Regions from separate parts of the Homo sapiens genome. Here region 1 is linked to region 2. The links are chromatin loops, found by intact Hi-C in ENCODE. Cell type or tissue: ascending aorta. All regions are shown on one strand. Links, peaks and the distances in the headings refer to the core of each region. The heading gives the core; the rest is flanking DNA. Region 1 overlaps FBXO38 (F-box protein 38). Region 2 overlaps SH3TC2 (SH3 domain and tetratricopeptide repeats 2).

Region 1 (6,996 bases), core at 2,873-5,372, 590 kb before region 2:
ATTTCTCATAGCAGGGACTCCCAGAAGCAAATCCCAATTTTTCTTTATTTTAAATGATTCCATCTAAGCTTTTCAAACAAGCTTATCCTGAAGTTAACGTAAGTAAGAAACTGAGGGAAATGAGGACTTAAAACTAAAAAGCATGTGTATATATTTATGATCTTTAAAACTCAGGTAAAAATTACAAGAACAGATTGCACATGTACTTGTAACATTATTTAGCCTTGGGGCATGAAAAAGAGATCAACTTGAAGAAGATCTTAAGACTATGATATTCTATATCATCAGAAAATTTGACTTTTATAAATTTGTTATATAAATGTTGCATTAAGCACCTTTTGTGTAGAAGACATATGCTTAGAAAGTGACTTTCTTTCCCTGATATGATTTTGAAGATAGTGAAGAAAGTAGTTTTGACCTGACTACACTTGGATTCTCTAGTTTGAGTGTATCCTACTTCCGTTAGGTATTTGATGTTTTGTTTGAGATGTTCGGTAGAATCTGTGTCCGAAACAGTTTTGATGGTTCCTTCCTACCCGACACTAATTATTTCCAGTTTTGTAATTTTTACTTAATTTTTCCTGTTGCTTCCAGAGAGCTCATTAAATATGAATTCTTCCCTGAAGCCACTCGAAGTGAAGAAGACTTAAAGAAATACCCCAAGTACCCCTGGGGGAGAGAAATCTATACTTTAGAAGGTGAGTATTTACAAATGTTTAGAAAGTTAAATAGCCTGTGCAGTACTTACCTCTGTAATCCCAGCGACTCAGGAGGCTGAGGTGGGAGGATCACTTGAGCCCAAGAGTTCAAGACCGGCCTGGGAAACAAAACCTGGCCCTTTCTCATTCACGGATGAATGAATGATCCATCAATCAATTAGTCAAACTGGTTTGGGCTTACAGCAAGCAGTAACCCAAATGTAGAGAATTACACTTTTTAAAAAAAGAAAGTTGAATAGCTATTAACTAGATGACCGAACATGCCTTAGGGAAGATATGAATGGGGGTCCTACAGTTCTTCAAAATATGGATGATTTTAATACCTGCAAGAAGTGGGAGCCAGATGAAGATTGCTTTGCCTGTATGAGTCTTTACTATTTCTAGGACAATCAGAACCAGTGATGAAACATAAAACGTAAACAGAAATTACAAATTAGTTTGATAGCTGGAAATGATTTGAGGACACCTGACTCACTCTCTTTATTTTATATTTTACATTCTGCTTACAAAATACTGCAGAATTTGGCTCTGTCAGCACTCCCACGCCAGTTAGCAATGTTACATTTGTCTTTTAGGTGTTGTGGATGGAGCTCCATATTCCATGATTTCTGACTTCCCTTGGCTGAGGTCATTACGAGCTGCAGAGCCCAACAGCTTCGCTCGATACGACTTTGAAGACGATGAAGAAAGTAATTATGACCTGACTTGACATCTATTCTCTAGTTTAAGTATAGCCTACTGTGTTACATACTTAATATCTTTTTGTGAGTTAGGAGCAGTGCAGTGTTAAATGGTTTCCCATAGAAATAATTTGTATTTACTCACTTCAAAACAGTTCTTTATTTGTGCAGTAGATGTTCAGTGGACTTACTAGGGATATATAAAGGCTGGTAGAAAGGATTCCTTTAGACAGATTTTCCTACAAGATTTTTATATTACCTAAATATTTATAATCTTATTTATTAAATAACTTCAACTATATTGTTTCAAAATTGTTCCAATTGTATTATTCTCCTGCTAGTTATGAGCTGCTTATTGTGTGGAAACTTATAATTTAGGTGTAGAAATTAGGGGAGAAATTTTTGAATGTAGTTTCTCTAAGTGGTAGCATACTTGAATATTTATTGTTAACCAAAGGTTTTTTAAAAATACTTTATAAGGAAATGGATTTTATGAACTACATGTGCATGTGTCTGACTTGCCTTTGGTGCAGTATTTTTACCTTGAGACTTTAAGCATGTATTCTGTCTTAGGCATCAAACATAAGAACAAACTGGTGGTGACCCATTCCTTGACCTATTCATGCATCAGTTACATTATAGTGCAGTATATGGGACTGTCCTATGGACCAGCTTATCAGTGATTTTCCAAATGATTCTGATTATCATATGTATCTCTCCTTTTATTTCTAATTTCAAAGGCACTATCTATGCTCCTAGAAGGAAAGGACAGCTGTCTGCAGACATCTGTATGGAAACAATAGGAGAGGAAATTTCAGAGATGCGTCAGATGAAGAAGGGTGTATTTCAGCGAGTAGTGGCAATTTTTATCCACTATTGTGATGTCAATGGAGAGCCAGTTGAAGATGACTACATTTAATTGGTCCCTCCTCCTTTCCAGCTATTTTGTCAGAAAGCAAGTAGGGCCATCCAGCTGCCAGAGTGCTCCACAGGGACTTGAGGCATGCAGTTGGGAGGTCCTGGCTCGGTTTGCTATATAGGGAATATATAAGGAACATCGAAATTGTATACAAAGATTTGTACATAAAAAATATACAAAGACGCTTCCTAAAGTACCAACTTTATATCATATGTTTATACAATTTAATTTAAAAATTCATTTTAAGGAAGACAGATAATTTGAAAGACTTTTGTTTTTCTTGACTTAATTCATGAAGTATCATTTTTTGACTGAGTCTCCATTTACTTCATTCTTAATGATTATTGTCATCCCTTTAAATCTGTGCCTTTTTCTTCTTGAGCGAAGCTGTTTGAGTAAACCTGTTGAAGAGTGTTTGTGTCTTTTGTGCTTTTTTGTTGTTATTAAAACACCAACTAAACCTTATAGTCAAGACAAGGCTCTATGTTTCTGTACAAAGCTGTAGTTCTTTCTTAGTATTATAGTTGCCATGTTTCTTAAAATCAAGTAAAAAGACTTATGAGCTTAAAAAAAAGTGAGTTTGAGAGGGAAATGGAAAAGTTTCCAGAGTATTTCTAGTAATTTATTTCCACATTGAATTGTGTATATGCTTTATCTTGAATATAAAATAAAAGTTTATTAAAAACTTTTCTCTTGCCTTGGACCTGAATCCCTCTTTTTAAAGAAGAGTAGCAAATACTGCACAGAAAAGCAGTGTATATATAGAGTTGTATCTAAGGTAAGATTCCAGTGTAATCCAATTTCTGATCTCTGAAAGTTTTTAGCTACAAGATGTTCAACTCACATAACTTTTTTTGTTTGTTTTTTTTGGTTTGGTTTTTTTTTTGAGATGGAGTTTCACTCTTGTTGCCCAGGCTGGAGTGCAATGGCATGATCTCGGCTCACTGCAACCTCTGCCTCCCAGGTTCGAGTGATGCTCCTGTCTCAGCCTCCGGAGTAGCTGGGATTATAGGCACCCGCCACTATGCCTAGCTAATTTTTGGTATTTTTTAGTAAAGGCAGGGTTTCACCATGTTGGCCAGGCTGGTCTGGAACTCCTGATCTCAGGTGATCTGCCTGCCTCAGCCTCCCAAAGTACTAGGATTACAGGCAGAGCTCTTTAAGGCAATACTGGGAACAGCAGAATTTTCCAAACTTCTTGTCATCAGGAGATGGCCTTTCTCCCCTTTCAAGGTGAGGAATTAATTGCCCTGATAAGGCAGTGATATACATAGTATTACAGTGTCAAGGGTCGTCAGCAAAAGCTTTAACACCTGCAGAGTCATGGCTTTGTCACTTGCCAGCCAAGTGACCTCAGCAAATTACTTAAACTGAAGGCCTGTGGAACATTTTTATAAATTTTCTCTAGACATGAAATTATGGTCAAAGGTGTAAAGTTTCTTTGAGATTTGTTCAGCCCCTTCATTTACAAGGGCTTAATTGAAGCCCAAGGGGGAAAATTGCTCACTCATAATTAGGACCTGTTTTTAGGCTAGGTAGGACAATAATCCCAATTTCTGATTCCCACTAGGCTGCCTCTGTTTTTCGTGACAGAAATACAAGGATGCCAGCAAGTTTTTCTAACACAAAATATTCCGCGTTAATCAGTGTCTTTCCTTAACGTTCTCTTTTTTTCCCAGGCTCTAAAAATTCTCATTACATTAGGAAGAGTGATTCAATTGGGTACTTCATTCTATTGTCTCCTTATTACATTATTTTTAACTCAGCTAACTTATAATTAGACAAGTGTGTTTCACTATACAGATTACAAGTGTGGTAAGAGGCAGGAAATACAGAATATCCTAGATATTTCAAAGTAATCTGGGATTCCCAACCCTGAGCGAAGACAATCTAACTCTAGGTTTTCACTGTAACCTGTTAACCAAATTATCTAAGTAATGCTTACATTAGCCACAAGAGGCCGCTGCTTTGTAATTTTTGGCTTAGTCATGTCTTTGTCTAACCTAACCTAAACTGTTAGATCAGTGGAAGTACAGCTGGCAGCGCTAAAATCATTCAAAAGTTGCTAAGACTGGAATAGCTGAAAAAAAATCTGGAAGATGCCAACTACGATAGTCACTCTGAATATATATATAATACGAAGGGCTGGAGAGTGATTGCTCTACAGCAAGGGTCAGCAAACTATATAGGTCCAAATGGTAAATATTTTAGGCTCAATGGGCCACATTCTCTGTGGCAACTGCACAACTATTGTGAAAGTCATAGACGATATAAACGAATGGGCATGGCTGTGTTGCAATAAAACTTTATGGACACAAATTTCAATTTCATGTAATTTTCACGTCACAAAATAAAACTTTTTCCACAGCCATTTACTAAAGTAAAACACCATCCTGAAGGCTCATAGACCAGATTTGGCCTCCAGGCCACGGTTTGGCCACACCTGCCATAGAGAACTGAGATATCCTATTCATTCATTTAATTATATCACCAGCTGTTGGTGCAGTGCAGTGCCTGGCACATTTTTTAAAGGCCTTAAAAATACTGCATGGATGATATATAACTTAATATCAGTGAGAGAATTGTGTCTCATTGCCAGGTGTGTAGGTCTAACAGTCTCCCTAAATAATAGCTAGTACCACAATTCTTACAGGGACTTCATATGTAGAATCTGAAGACCTGAGTTCAGTTTTTGACTTCCTCAAACAACTGATGGGAGAGCTGGAGATGGTTGGAACCCCTACCCTTCAGCCTCAGTTTTCTTTTCTGTCAAATGGTAACAACTAATAATATAACCACCCACCCCATAGGGCAGTGGTTAGTTTCCAATAGGAGCCGCCAGTAAACTGGACAGTGTGATGCCAGTGGAGGTAGTATTGCTTCCAGTATAATTTCTTTTATTATCAAAAGAAGTTTGGGTGTTGCCCAGGCTGGAGTGCAGTGGCACGATCTCAGCTTACTGCAACCTCTGCCTCCTGGTTCAAGCGATTCTCCTGCCTCAGCCTCTCAAGTAGTTGGGATTATAGGCACCCGCCACCATGCCAGGCTAATTTTTGTATTGTTAGTAGAGACGGGGTTTTGCCATGTTGACCAGTCTGGTCTTAGACTCCTGACCTCAGGTGATCCACCCGCTCGGCTTCCCAAAGTGATGGGATTACAAGCGTGAGCCACCGCGCCCAGCCAAGTTTGGTTTTGTTTGTTTTTTGTGGCGGGGGGGGCGGGGGGCGGGTGCTGTGTGGGGTTTTTTTGGACTCATCTTTCCATAACCTGTTCCTCATACCATATTCCAGGATAGTAGGAAACAGAACTGGTGAGGCTGTTGAGAAAGAGGAAATCATGACAGTATGAAAGCTAGCATTTTTAAAAGTGATCATTACTAAGTGCTTTCCATACCTCCTGCAATAACACTTTAAATGTATGATCAATATGTTCCTACTTTACTGGTGAGAAAACTCGGTTTTAGAAGGTTACATAACTTGCTCAAAAGCACACATCTAGGAATTGATGGGAGCAGGATGCTGTCAAAGGATGACATCCTGCAGGATGAGTCCAAAGCCTGTGCAACTTGGGCAGTTTCTTGGTCCTTCATAATGAGAGGAGGCCCATATAAGGGTGGGCCTGCCCTAATAGGGAACCTGCCAAGTCAACTTACTGCTGCCACTTAAATTGAAACCACTCCAGCTATGTTTAGCACAGTCCCAGAAAAACAGAGGCTGATTTTCTGATGCGGGAGATGTCCCATTTACACATGGGAGGCAGGTAGAATGCAAAAGAACACTGCAATCCATACAATGTCTATAGCAAGAAATGGATACGCAGCAGCTAAAAAAAACTATATGTGTTAATGTGAAATGATGTTTAGAGTACACTGTTGAAAACGCAAGTAGCAGATTATTATATACCAACATCATTTTATTTACATATAAGAAAAAAAGCCATATGTTATACATGTACATTTATACATATGTAAATGCATAGAAAATTACATTTGAATTACATAAGCCAAGTGAAAAAAGCATTTACTTCTGGGGAGGGGGGTAGCATTGAGTTGGAGTCAAGGGGTATTTTCTTGTATGTATTAATATATATAACAAATTTTTACAGTGGAAATGGATTGCATAAATACATCATTTATGTAACCTATTATTTATATAGTCTAAAAATGTATAATTTATATATTTAGAAATAAAATAAACTTAAGAAGGAAGCACTTTGTTAGAATTGAGAAATCTGAATGTTTTCAGTCCTCTGACTTCAGCCTCATATCAGCTCTTGTTCTTGGACAAATCACTTTCCCTGACAAAGTCTTTCCTCTTCTGTAAAATGAAGTCAACAATCCCTCTTTATATACTGTTATGAGAGACTTAGAGATCTTATAAAAGTGCAGAGAAACTGCACAAAGCTTGCAATGGTAGGCTGATGCTTAATGAGACCAATGGGAGCATATCCAAATAGTGTTCCAGGTTCCGACCAAGAAATATGGGGAAGGCAAACTGCCTTTTTCAGGGGCCACTCCTACTATGAGCAGCCTCTCTGATGGCCTGGAATATAAAGGACCAATGCTTTCTTTGACTCACATCTTGTTCTCACAGTCTATTGCTGGTTATTCAGTAATCCCAGGTTGCTGAATACTAGACAGACTATAAAAGATCAGTGCAGAGGGCCTTTCCTGTTGATC
Region 2 (6,996 bases), core at 1,578-4,077:
GTTAGGGAGTGGTAGAGCAGGACATAAGAACTTCTCTAATTAAAGCAGTGTTCAAGGAGGGGATGGGATGGGGGTACTGTAATCAGCCATTACCATTTGTCCCCATAACTCAGGTAAATGTAGTTTGAAAGCCCATGATGAGAACACTATTAATAGTACCACACTGACTGGGCCCCCATCTCCCTGGGCTGATCGCCAGATTCCCCCCAACACCACGGAAGCTTCTAATCTCAAAACAGCATGTAATTGAAATCTACAACTAAATTCAACTGGGATAAATTGATCCCAAAGTTTTATAGATCTCTTAAATTTTACAATGTATTCCTAAATTTACTATTTCATTTACTGTTTATAACAACTTTATGGTGCAGGTTTTTTTAATCCATGTTTGTAGATTAAGAAAAGGATTCAGAACTGTTCAGTGACATGCTAAGAATTGCATGGCTAGAAAGTGGTAAAGCTGAAACTAAAACTGAGGTCTTCTACCTCTGCGTGCATTGCCTCACAACATCTGCTAAAGTCCTGAGTTCCAGGACAACTTACGAGAATTTAGAATTTAGGGAAAGGCCAAGAAGCTTGACAAATTGCATTAGATATTTCCAAACATGAAAACTGGGTTAGAAGAACATGGCAAAGCTTCTGGCAATATGGCAGGTTAAAGGGCTCTAAAAGGGCCACTCTCCCCCATATCTATAGAAAAATCTGTAACAAAGATGAATATTTTAGTACATTATTTAAAGAAAGAAAGGGAAATCACTGGAAGCCAGTAACAAAAGCAAAAACCAAACCCAGATTGGCAGGTGAAAGCAGATGGCCCAGAGCTCCTGGTGGTTTCAGCTGGGACTCTGGCCTTCAGAACTGGGGTTGACCTTCTAATGCCCACCCCAAGGACAGGAGATGTGATTTAGACCTGCCTGAAGCAGGGAGCCCATTAAACTCCCTGGAGTCTGAAAGAGTTCAACTTCTGTAAAGAGCAAAGAGCAGATTGAAAAATTTCTTCCTACCTGCCGAGAACACACTTTTCATCTATTTGAGTCCCTGGAAAACATCAAACACCTAGGCTTATGCCACTGGGACGTGTGGGATCTGAATTTACACTACCTGGTGTTGGTACCACGATCCAAGAATTAATAGTAAAAAATCAGTCCTGGATCATTACTCCCTAAGGTTCCAGGAGAAGCAAATGCAAAACCTAGTCAGCAAGGTTTTCTTCAGTCCAGGATCCATATAAAACCCATCTTTTAAAATGTTGAAAATTAGTTCATGTAACAAAAAATACAAACCATGCAATAAAATGAACTATTCACAACGAGAGCCAGCAGATACACAAATAACTATATTAACACTACAAAAAACTAGAAATGACAATAATCTGAAGAAGAATTTATATGAATGATTAAAAAGGTGAAATAATAAGAAAAAATAGAAGCTACAATGAAAAGATGGAGCACTGTGAGAAGAAACAGCCATATATGAAAAATAGCAAAATATAAATCGTAGAAAATGGAAAATAAAGGCACAGAAATTAAGAACTACATGGGTGGGTTAAACAGCAAGTTTAGTCATAGCAGAGGTGAGAATTAGTGAAACTGAAGATTATGTCAAGAAAATCAATCAGAATTTAGCCTGGTGTGACAAAAAGATAAAAAATATAAAAGAACTGATTAAGCAAGAATGAGGATAGAGTAAGTCCAACGTACCTCTAATAGGAATTCCAGAAGAGAGACTAAAAAGAACGAGAGAGAGGCAATATTCAAAGGAAGAAGGACTGAAAATTTTCCAGAATTGAAGAAAGACATGAATCTTCATATTGAAGAAACACACCAAGTCCTGAGCAAAATAAATAAATATAATATCATTTTTAACATGATGTCCATTTCTTTATGCTTACAGGTCTTTTTAAGTTCTCTATTTCTCCTACGCCTCCTTTCTTGGTTTAATTACTATTGACAGTTCAACTTTATAGAATGAATGAATTGAATATGAAAGATAAGATCATAAATTAATGAAATAAAAACAAAGAAAGTAGACAAAAATAATCAAAGCAAATGCTGTCATTAATGAAGTATCATTATAAAAACAAAAATCAATAAAGATGGTCAACAAAAGAAAAAATGATTCTCTGAAAAGACAAGCAAAATGGACAAGGCCCTGGCAACATGGATTTGCAATTTTATAGTTAAAGTTATTTTTTCCTGCAAACTTTGAAGATGTTATGCTATACCTAGCTAAATTATAATTCAAGAGTATATGTTAAGTGTTATATATATTTAAGACAGGCCAAGACTCAGGACTGAGAGTATTTATAACCCACAGATCTTCACTGAAAATAGCTACTAAAATAGATACTCTATGAAGAAGAAGTGGACAACTTGCTGTCAATATGTAATAAAATATATTACACGTAGACACATCATGCAAATAAATGGCTATGAGACCAATGGCAAAATTATTAGTGTCAAAAATAGATTCCACAAGAAATTGAATTATAAAGACACAGGCAATATGAAGAATAAAAGAAGGAATGTAACAAAAGAATGTTTTCTAACTGTAATACTATAAAATACTAGCTTTTTTCCTATGTTCTTTTTTCTGGTTTTGAGTACATTAATTTATCAATCTGACTTATTTTTTTAATTTAGGCACTTAAGTATACACACATACTTTAGGGAGTAATACACAAGCACAAAAAGAAAACCTACACGGAGAAGATGGAGACTTCAGCAAAGGCTGAATTTCTTCTCAGACCCTGACACCCAGCAAACATAGACAAGAGTGACACCCAGTGGCCAGTCGGACGGCAGCGTGCAGAGACTTCAGCGGCTTGCTTGCGTGGAGTTGGGTCATTCCTCTGAGCTCAAAACCCATCCCTCTGTTGCTGTGATTCAAGGAGCTCTGATATCTGGAGAGTGCTTTGGGGGATATGCAAGGAGCCAGTTCCCCTCTTCTCCTTGTGCCACCCCTCCCTGTTTTCTGACTCATTTTCCCCTTCGGTACCAATTGTGCAATCTCTGGTGCATTGGGTCCCACAACTGACCAGGCACAGGAGAATGTCATAGTCCACCTCACACAGCACAGAGGACGCTGCTCTTCAGTGTGAGAGGACCCCTTACAACTAAGCCAGTGAAAATATGATGACTGAATTAATTCAGTAGTGCTGACTTACTGTCATTTGAGGTAAATTAGCGTGAGGTGCAGAAGTCCAAATATAAGTTATGAAAATGACATCTGTCCCCAATATCCTATTAAAACTGCCTCTCAAGATCACCACCCACAACAACGGCAATGACACAAACAACAATAAGAACAAGTGCCTGTGGATCATACACACACACACACTGTGCCAGGCACCATTCTAAGGGCTTTGTGTGTATTATTAGCTCATTTAAAGTCACGGCAATCCTATTAGGCAAGTGCTAACATTCTACACATTTTACAGATGAGAAAACTGAGGCATGGAGAGATAAATGAATATGTCCAAAGACAAGGAGCTGGTAAGCCAGTGGAGGCACAAGCTGCACTCACATGGTCATGAATGCCTTTTGGGGACCCTGACTCCACAACTCTGTAAGCCATGTAGCTACTGTGCTTCCAGAAGACCTACCAATGGCCAGTCCCAAAGGCCTTTCTTTCCTCACTTGGCCCTGCTGTACCTCTCTGATGACAGCACAGGTGTCAGCCCCGCCTCCCCCGCAGCTTGTTTCTTCCTCTCTGTGGCTCCTCTGTTTCCTCTCTGCGTTCTCTCTTCCTCTGCTCTGTAAATGGAGGCATCCTCCAGGGTTCTTCCCCCATTCCTATTTTCCATCCTCTTTTTTCTTTCTCCCTTTCACTGGGACTTCTCACCAGAATGTATTGGATTTCATGTCAGGATTTAAAATCACCAGGACATTTAATGAGAGCTCACTGGATTTAATGTCAGGATTCTAAAGTTCCAGAGGGAAGGCCTTGGGTTCAGCTCCTTCATCCCTGGGGTCCTCTGTTCCCCCTGTGGTAACATGAAGGGGTGGTTCAGAGCAATGTTCTCACCTTGGTTGCCCACCAGCCCCACCTGGGGAGCTTTTATCAATATAATTGCCCAGCCTCCATCCAGACCAGTTACACAACAGCCTCTGGAGGCAGAACACAGGTGTCCATATTTGTAAAGCTCCTGGAATCTTTGACTTCCTGTCCATTGGTCCTCAGCAGTGGCCTTCCTCTCCATTCTCACCCTTTTCTAAGTGCCACCGTGGGCTTCTCGCTGGTCTCCTGCCTCCAGATTCCCCCTGATGATGCATGCCTCCCCCAAAGCCAGGTTTCATTTCCTAGAGAAAAGGTCCAGTCATATAATATGTCACCCTTGCTCAGAGACATGCAGTAGCTCCCCATTCTCTGCCAGGTTAAGGAAAGGGCCCTCACACAGGCATTCCCAGGTTTCCAGAGCATGGACCCACCTTTGCTGCACCAGTGACCTTCTGGTAACTTCCTCCAAACTACATGAGTCGTTCTTCAAGCACTGACTCACTTTCCTACCTATGACCTCTTTTCCCATCAACATCTGTTGAAATATTTTACATTGTGCAAAGCTTAATTCACATGTCCCCTTCTTCATGAAGTTCTCTTGATATCCTTTTCTTCCTTACAAGTCCCGATAGTTCTCCATACCTCTCCAGGAGCTCAGTGAGTGGTCTTCCTTGTTTATAGTTATTTGGACTCCCACATTTCTACATAGAAAAAAAATAACCTTCTGTCTCCTCCTCTCCCCACGAAGGGCAGGGCTTACAGGGAGCTTCTGCCCCTTGGTCTGCTCTCTTCATTGGCTATTTCCCACAAGAGAAAGAATTTAAGTCTCTGTTCAGATCGTTAGACATTTCTGGGGCCACATTTTCCCAGTGTAGGGCGCTATGTTGTGTCAGTGTTAGGAGCCAACTCTCCCTTTCCTCGTGTACTTCCTGCGCCCAGGCTTTCTACTGTTTCCTATCCCCACATAGGAAGCCCACTCCAAAAAGATGGAGCAATACCCGATATCTCTGTCCTTCCATGACAGGGTGGGTGGAGCAGGCTGATCACCTTCTCCTGATTGGCCAGGCAGATGGGTCTGCTCCTCAGAACCAGCCTTTCTGGATTCAAGGCAGAAAAGAGTAAGAGAAACACTCTGCCCTCCTAGCCAATGCTGAAGTCACACATTGGCATTCAGCTTGAAAGCTGAATGAGTGAAGATCTACATGGGACCCACCTCCCAGCCCTATGTGGGATCAGCATGCTGCTAATCTATTTCTCCCCGTGTGTGCCCTTCCTCTGAAGGGGCCCTGTGGTTAGACAGTGTGGGTAGCAGGATCCAAGTACCAAAACCACACCCTCAGTGCCTAACAGCATGCCCTTTGTCTTGGAGTTTTGCTTCCCTCCTTGCACAGAGGAAGTCCTCAGTGACCACCTGTTAAAATAAACTGAACTGACGCATTCTCTCCTTTCTATCACTCTCTGTATCAACCTTGGTGTCAGCATGTGCTTTTCTGGCTCCATGTCACCAGGGCACCCTCGAAGCTCAACTGCAAATCTGCTCAAAGAGGGGAGGGAACCCTGGGAAAGGGAGCCCAGCTCCAGGACATGCTCACTGTCAATACTCACATTGGGGAATAAGAATCAGGATCTATGTTCCTGGTGGGGACAAAGCCCACTTGTCCTGAACTTGTCGACTTTCCAATGAACCACTGAAGCCCAGGTATGACAAAGCCGATGATCTCAATGCTTTCTCCCTGGTAGAAATTCAGTTCATCCTTTTCTCCTGGCTCATAACCCGTCAAGGCCTTACAGCGTCCTCTGCCTGTGGAAAATAGCACACAGATCAGCTACAGAAGACATGAACAGCTGAGCCTCCCATCACCTTCCAATGCAATAGAAAATGAGGGGTTCCCAGACTTTAGAATGTCAAGGACCAGTAACATTTCACTCCCCTCCCCACCCAAAAATTGGCAGGAATGACACAGGACAATTTGCTTTTCATTTTGCCAAACTAGGACATATTTTTAAAAGAACTACAATCCACTTTCACCAAAGAAAAAATGTTTTAACAAACACAAAAAAAGATTCTCAGATAGCGGATATGCCTTAAAAATGAATAAACATAGCTTATGGGAAACTGGAAAGCTCACTGTATTGTCCTGGTTTGTCTGATTTTGCCACTGTAATGTAAATGCTTTGTCATGGTTGGCACAAATCCACAGACCAGTGTGTGAGAACCACTCGACCAGAGAAGCTCTCCATGTCCTTCCAGCTCCTTTGGCCTCTATGACCCTCAGTCTCCCCAACTGGAAAATGGGGATAATAGGAATACCTGCTGCTTATAAATATTAAAGAGAATCAAAGAGATACAGTGCACAATGCCTGGTACCTGGTCAACCCTCAATAAACATTAGCCTTATTACCACTGGTGGAATAGAAAGCTGCTAATGACTTAGAAGGATCTAAAAGACTCCCTTTCAGACTATGGTACTCAATCTGATAAATTGCCTACCTAGGATCTAGCAATGACCTTTTGATGAATGTTTTTCTGTCCAGTTTACAAAGTACAATTTGCACTCACTTTCTCAGGTCTTCTCAAGAGCTTCAAAGGGCACGGAAACTATCAGAATCCCCTTTTCCCAGGTTACGGAGGGAGAGAGAGGGTATGAGATTTGTCTAAGGATCTTATGCATGGCAAAACTGAGTCTAGAGCTTAAGTCTTCAGGCTGCTGGTTAGCCTCTCCATTAATCCTGGTGGAGATAAAGGCTTTTATGTGCCTCAGTTTCCATATTTGCTTTAGCTTCTCTGCTAAAGCTACTAGCCTATTTTTTCTGACATTTTTGGTCAAGTTTCTAGATTGTGTTTTCAAGATCAGAAATTCTCACTATTTTGTGGGTCGATGGGATCTACCATGTGTTAAATATCTACATTGTAAGAGAAACTGTGCAAAGTGATTTATGGATGTCATTTTGTTTGGTTCTCATAACAACATTTAAGTTGGTTTTATTGTATCATTT

Evidence for each region. Peaks named below come from ENCODE experiments on the same cell type or tissue, not always from the same donor. Only the 100,000 strongest peaks of a DNase experiment are listed, where the experiment ranks them.
Region 1: it touches region 2 in a loop (5-fold over the local background); 47 of 110 quality-filtered maps call a loop at or near these places.

What each region holds. Positions count from the first base shown.
Region 1 is chr5:148,439,830-148,446,825 of GRCh38, forward strand. FBXO38 (F-box protein 38) reads left to right here. Exons shown (of 22, transcript NM_205836.3): 20 at 595-698; 21 at 1,295-1,408; 22 at 2,140-3,007. The coding sequence ends at 2,318. Among named protein-coding and RNA genes, the nearest start is that of FBXO38, 59 kb to the left of the region's middle. In ascending aorta, for the core only: a CTCF peak has its summit at 4,269 (motif pointing right); a DNase peak (open chromatin) is centred at 4,312.
Region 2 is chr5:149,032,691-149,039,686 of GRCh38, forward strand. It overlaps SH3TC2 (SH3 domain and tetratricopeptide repeats 2), which reads right to left. Exons shown (of 17, transcript NM_024577.4): 8 at 5,605-5,800. Among named protein-coding and RNA genes, the nearest start is that of MIR584, 26 kb to the right of the region's middle. In ascending aorta, for the core only: a CTCF peak has its summit at 2,785 (motif pointing left); a DNase peak (open chromatin) is centred at 2,801.